Regions from separate parts of the Homo sapiens genome. Here region 2 is linked to region 1. The links are chromatin contacts, found by Hi-C or POLR2A ChIA-PET in ENCODE. All regions are on one chromosome and are shown on one strand. The core of a region is the stretch at or near the end of the contact, and the rest is flanking DNA. Distances in the headings are between cores, read along the strand shown. Region 1 has its middle 22 kb from the start of LINC02004. Region 2 overlaps EPHB1 (EPH receptor B1).

Evidence for each region. Hi-C counts contacts between places; a loop is a spot of excess contacts on that map. ChIA-PET counts read pairs that join two places held with the same protein, here RNA polymerase II (POLR2A). Pooled maps may share reads with other maps.
Region 2: a map with no recorded cell type shows a loop between it and region 1 (25-fold over the local background). The contact joins two enhancer-like sites. A Hi-C loop is called at or near these places in 7 of 37 single-sample maps with no recorded cell type and 4 of 50 pooled maps. POLR2A ChIA-PET finds 5 or more read pairs at or near these places in 1 of 52 experiments (GM12878).

The regions. Positions count from the first base shown.
Region 1 is chr3:134,290,479-134,293,489 of GRCh38, reverse strand. No RefSeq gene overlaps it. Among named protein-coding and RNA genes, the nearest start is that of LINC02004, 22 kb to the left of the region's middle. Within about 2 kb of position 1,454, at least 12 of the 41 ENCODE cell types and tissues checked have a DNase peak (open chromatin) inside an H3K27ac peak, as active enhancers do.
Region 2 is chr3:134,903,007-134,906,006 of GRCh38, reverse strand. The region is part of intron 1 of EPHB1 (EPH receptor B1); the gene reads right to left. Among named protein-coding and RNA genes, the nearest start is that of EPHB1, 110 kb to the right of the region's middle. Within about 2 kb of position 1,391, at least 2 of the 41 ENCODE cell types and tissues checked have a DNase peak (open chromatin) inside an H3K27ac peak, as active enhancers do.

The sequences.
Region 1 (3,011 bases), core at 205-2,704:
CTGTTACCAGAGAACCACATTACTAGCTCCTTCTCCTTCTGCAGGTCTTGCTCAGACAATATTACTTTCTCAGGAAGGCCTTCTCTGAAAGCTTTTTAAAAACTGCAGTTACCCTATCTTCTATCTTCTATCCCCTCTCCCTGCTTTTACTCCATAACATGTGTGCCACCTTCTAGCATAACACATTATACATACAGACTGGTTTGCTCTCTGTCTCTCCGCTAAAAAGTATGGTCCATGAGGGCAGGTACTATGTTTTGTTCAAGCCAAATCTCCAGCATCAGACCCTGCTTGGCACATAGCAGATGCTCAATAGATATTTGTTGAGGCCAGGCGCAGTGGCTCATGCCTGTAATCCCAGCACTTTGGGAGGCCAAGGCAGGTGGATCATGAGGTCAGGAGTTCAAGACCAGCCTGGCTAACATAGTGAAACCCCATCTCTACTAAAAATACAAAAATTAGCCAGGTGTGGTGGCACACTCCTGTAGTCCCAGCTACTTGGGAGGCTGAGGCAGGATAATCACTTGAACCTGGGAGGCGGAGGTTGCAGTGAGCTGAGACCATGCCATTGCACTCCATCCTGGGTAGCAGAGTGAGACTCCATCTCAAATATAATATATATATATATAAATAATATATATATTATATATAAATATATATATTACTCTTTTATTTAAAAAATTTAAAACACCAGTAGAAAAAGAGATAGGGAGAGAGGGAGGAAGAGAAAAAAGGTGGAGAGAGATACATACATATATATATTATATATATGTATATATACACACATATACACCTATATATTATATATGTATATATACACACATATACACCTATATATTATATATGTATATATACACACATATATACATATATATTATATATGTATATATACACACATATATACATATATATTATATATGTATATATACACACATATATACATATATATTATATATGTATATATACACACATATATACATATATATTATATATGTATATATACACATATATATACATATATACATATATACACATATATACATATATACGTATATATACACATATATATACGTATATATGTGTATATATACACACACACATATATATACACATATATACAAACACACATATATATATACATATATACACACATATATATACACACATATATACACACACACATATATATACACATATATACAAACACACATATATATATACATATATACACACATATATATACACACATATATACACACACACATATATATACACATATATATATTTGTTGAAATATTTTTTGAACCAATGATGAAACCCAGGACAGGAAGGACAGCCAGGGAAGTTCAGAAACAAGGGCGTGTTTTGCTTTTGTTTTTCTTCCTTGGCAGCCTTGCTCTGATCTTTCTCCACTTACTCTTCTTGCTCAAGGCCCCATTTGGCCACCATCCCAGGCCTCACTAGGGCTTTTCAGAGGTGCTTTTAAAGACAGTGGTAATCTGATTGGCTCAGCTCCACCTCTTTCCCATCTCTCCCTACCTTTTTCTCTTCCTCCCTCTCTCCCCATCTCTTTTTCTACTGGTGTTTTACATTTTTTAAGTAAAAGAGTAATATTTCTAAAAATATAACTTTATTTTCTGAATAGGCCAAGACTGAAGGAGGGGTAATTTGGGAGGACTCTGACAGCCAAGAGCAAATGCCACAAAACGTCTCCCTTCTGTCCCTTCACAGGCTCATGTTCCCTGCAGAGAATCACCAGTTCAACAGCGTGTATTAGCCAGGAGAAGAGAGGACAGGCTTTGCTTTGGTAGCAGACAGCCCCCAAATCTGTCACATAAAACAGAACTTTACTTCTTACTCGTGCCACATTTCCAAAATGAATTGGGAGGGGCTCTGCAGTTCAGTGTCTCAGAGATCCAGGCTGATGGAGGCTTTTCTGAAGTGTGATTGCATCATCTGATCACCCCTTCAGAGCAGGAAAAGAGAAAGATGAAGGGACATACTGGTTCTTAAAGGCATCAGGCCAGAAGTGAAGGCCATCACTTTCACTCACAGTTCATTGACTAGAATCAGTCACATGGCTTCACACAGTTTCCAGAGGCCTAGGAGAGGTGGAGGGCATATAGTTATTCTGTAAAAACTTAATGTCTCTTCCCAGGCACAATTCTGGGGAAGGAGTGAGGAGACATATCTTCCCCAAAGGTGAGAGGTCTGTTCAGAGATAGATGATTATCTACTCACCCGTTCCACCTCCCAGAGCTTGCAGAACTCAAATGAGGCCTGGCTTACACAAGACGAAGAGATCAAATATAAGCCAGCTCCAAGCATCTGAACAAGGCCAAATGGCAGGATGATTTCCTGGGGAAGGCAGGCACCAATTTTGCCTCGCTCTCCACTCCCTGATCCCAGACCTGCTAGAAGCATTGCGGACCTACAGCCAGACCATTAAGAACCCTCTGAGATATCAGTAACACTCAGTGACATCACCAAGAAGAATTTCTTCCTTCTTTTAGATTATTTCCCTAGGATAAATTCCCAGATGTGGAATAACTGGCTCAAAGTATAACAATATTTGTATGGCTTTTAAGTCAAGTTGACAAAGTGCTTTCCAAGATTTGCATGGTGAATAAGCACTGTCTATCATTATCTGTCCCTTGCATTGTCACCAAGATTAGAAGTGATTATTTTAGATTTTGCCATTCTGATGAGCAAAAATCATATTTTTTCTTTGTTTTAATTTGTATTTATGTGATTATAGCAGGCTTTAATCTTTTGCCACGTTTGTTTATAACAATGTTTCCACTTGTGTAATTTGTGAGCACAGATGCTGGCTTACTTACTTACTCAAGCCTTAATTTCTTAAACCAATTTTTATAAATTCTTTATGTAACAAAGATGTTACTATTCTGTCTGTGGTAACAGCAGCCTTGTGTCTCCACCTCATCATCCTCATTCTGGTCTCTGCTTTTTCATTTTGGTTATTTTATTTCCATCGTTTTTGTTGTAGTGAA
Region 2 (3,000 bases), core at 142-2,641, 610 kb before region 1:
AGTCTCCTCTGATCTTATGGAAACCACCAATCAGAGGTATGAGAAAGGAGATCAGCCAAGAGAAAATTCAATACTGCAAAATCAGGTGGCAGAGGAGTGAAGCTAGCAGATGGGCAAAGGGGGCTTCAGAAGGGAAGCCAACAGCAAGATGCTCAATCGAAACAGTCCAAGGACTGCCTGGGAATCATGGGGAAACGGCAAGGCTCTGTCTGGCTTTCACAGCTTAGAGGGCAGTTGGGAGGAAATGTCCACAGCAAGGCTCCTGGTCAGCACCAAGAGGAAACATAAGCCAAGAGTCAGTCCAGATTTGGCCAGACCTCAGCACAGGAAAAGAGGAGGCCAGAAGTGTGGTGTACTCCACAGGCCACACTGACTGGCCCTTGTAAAACCACCTCACCACCTGCTGCCTTTGCTCTTCCTCTTTTCCTTAGGCTTCCACTCCATTGCACCTTTTCCCAGCGGGTGGTCCCTACAGATGTGCTGGGCTGATGGATAAACCACATGTGCTTCCCAAAGCAGAATGCTTGCCCTGCCCCCTGGTTGGCAATGCTGGGCAGTCAGTAATGCCGGGAATGACAAGAGAAATGCCTGACATGCGGAAAGTGACAAGAGAAATGTGTGGAAGGTGTGGCGGGGAGTGGCTGCAGTGCGCACACTCCACAATCAGTTTGGTAGGCCAGCAGCATGTGGAAACTCACAGAGAAAATATGTCGGCTTCAGAGAGAGGCTCCTGGGGCCCCCTCAGCCAGCACTTTGGATAGCTCCAAAGAGGAAAGTGGAGGAAGGCTGATCCCCAGTGTCCATCCAATCTTCTCTACCTGCAACTTACAAGAGTATTCTAAAGAAACACTGCACTGGAGGTGGGTACTGATGCAGCTATTGGGGAGTGAAGCAGGACCCTCACCCACAGCCACAACCACTCCCACATGGTCTCAGGGGCTGACTCATGGTGACCAGTGCTGTGGAATCATGCCCCATTACTTTTGTTTTACAGTTTCAGCTCCTGTAGAGATCATTTGTCTCTCCAAGTGCAGTCCTGTGACTGGGCACTCTGCCACCTGGTGCAAAGCCCGCTCCCCTAAAAGGCCCCTGGTTAAAGCAGAGAAGTAAAAGAGCTAGGCATAGCAGACCCAAACAAGAACATTTTGTCAAAAACAGATCTCTTTCACCAACTAAGCTTGAACAAATTGTATAAACACTATATTTAGACACTTTGAAGGAATGTTTAAAGTTTGTGTTTCCTAAATGACAGTCAGATGTCTTCCCTGACTATCTGTGATCAGCTGTAGAATTCACTTCCCCATCCCATACTCGTGATCTCCAAGAGACTAGCTACTCAGTGTGTGTGCCAAAATCTCTCAGCCATAGCCCCTTGGTGAGGAGGTATTTCTCCCAGCTATGAACTTTTTCCCATGCAGAGTCAAACCATCCGCTGGCTCAGCAAGTGTAAAGCCCCAAAAACTGTGGGTTGTTGCTTCTGAGAAATGTCCACCCCCATGGTGCTTACCTGCCACCCCCCACCACAGACCACAGACCACAGACACACTGGCCCAGGCTGACACCCACTCGCAGGCACCCCTCCACCACCCTAGCAGCTGCCTGCTTTCACACGCTGCCTCAGAGATGAAAGCGACTATGTCCCTTAAACAGAAGAGAATATTTTGAACAGAGAATTAACAGCAAATTAAACTGGTTTCACTGTACTCATTCATGCACAAAATTAGTGTGGGAGTTAAACCAAGAAAAAGCAAACAGGCGATGTGTTGCGATAATCAGAGGGCAGAATCCAGCCTCAGAAAGAAATGTTCACTCAGAGGAGGAAAGCCTGGGAGCTACAGGCTCCTAATTGGGCAAGAGTGCTACCTCTTCTCCCACCTGGAGCCAGCCTCCTTTCCAGGGCTGGGGGATCCAAAAGGGCTTGGAGATCTCCTAGGCCAGCAGCAGACAGCCTCATGACAGGTAGACACACCCTCCTGAAAAGGCCCCCGGTGCTTGCCTGCTCTGCTCCCTGGGCAGCTGCTTGCACTGCCGCTGCACAATCAATGAAAAACATTACAGAAACAACCAATTAGGGCCTGAAATGCCTTCAGGCTTTTTCCTTCGTGGGCACATCTGGCTGCGGTGGGGTCACAGTGAAACTTCTCTCCTGTGGATTCACTGGGACCCAGAATTAGCAACAATGGAATAATAACCAGCTTTAGAACACCAAGCAATTTTTAATAACTTCACAAATCTTTCCTTCCAACTCTGTCTGGTTAATCTATTACCTAATTCTTACCTTTGATAGAATTCTTACCTTTGGTCCCTCCATTTACCAAGGCCCCATCATTCCCATCCCTAGAATAAAACCTGGTCCAGGCGTACACAGTCCAGGCTGGGTGGAAGGGAAGTATACATGAGTGGACAGTGAAAGGACCCCAAACTTCCAGCCCCAAGGACCTTCTGAGAAGGAGATTCTCAGAAAGGGCAGCAGCGATCCCAAGCAAATTCATTTTAATGACAAATGATGCTGCTAAAAGTGCCGGTGCTCACTGTGCACGTCAGCACATCCTAGGCCTTGAGGCAAGCTGAGGCTTCTCTCCTGGGCACACTGCTGAAGAGGCCAGAGAGGTTGGATGTGAAGAGTCAGCCTCTCTCATTCCATACACTCACCCTTGTTTTGCCAGCACCAGTAGGAGCTACCCTAAAGCTTCAGGGGATGCCTGGAATGCAGGAGCCCAGACTGGAGCCCTGAGCAGGCTCTCAGAGCCCTGCTCCTTCCAACGACCTCCAGATAAGCTCTTTGTTGTCCCCAGCTTGGCACGGAGCCACCCAGAGCTCCAAGTGGAGTGCCCGCACTTTTATTTCTATTTATTTTTAATACATCAAATAAGATGAGAGAAACATAAGTTTTAGTAATACCGAATATACAAATGGGACCTAGTACCCTCAACTTGGGCCATAGTCAGGACCATGTGTCCTGAAAAGCCTGCAAGGGCAACCTGCGGAAGGGTGGCCAGG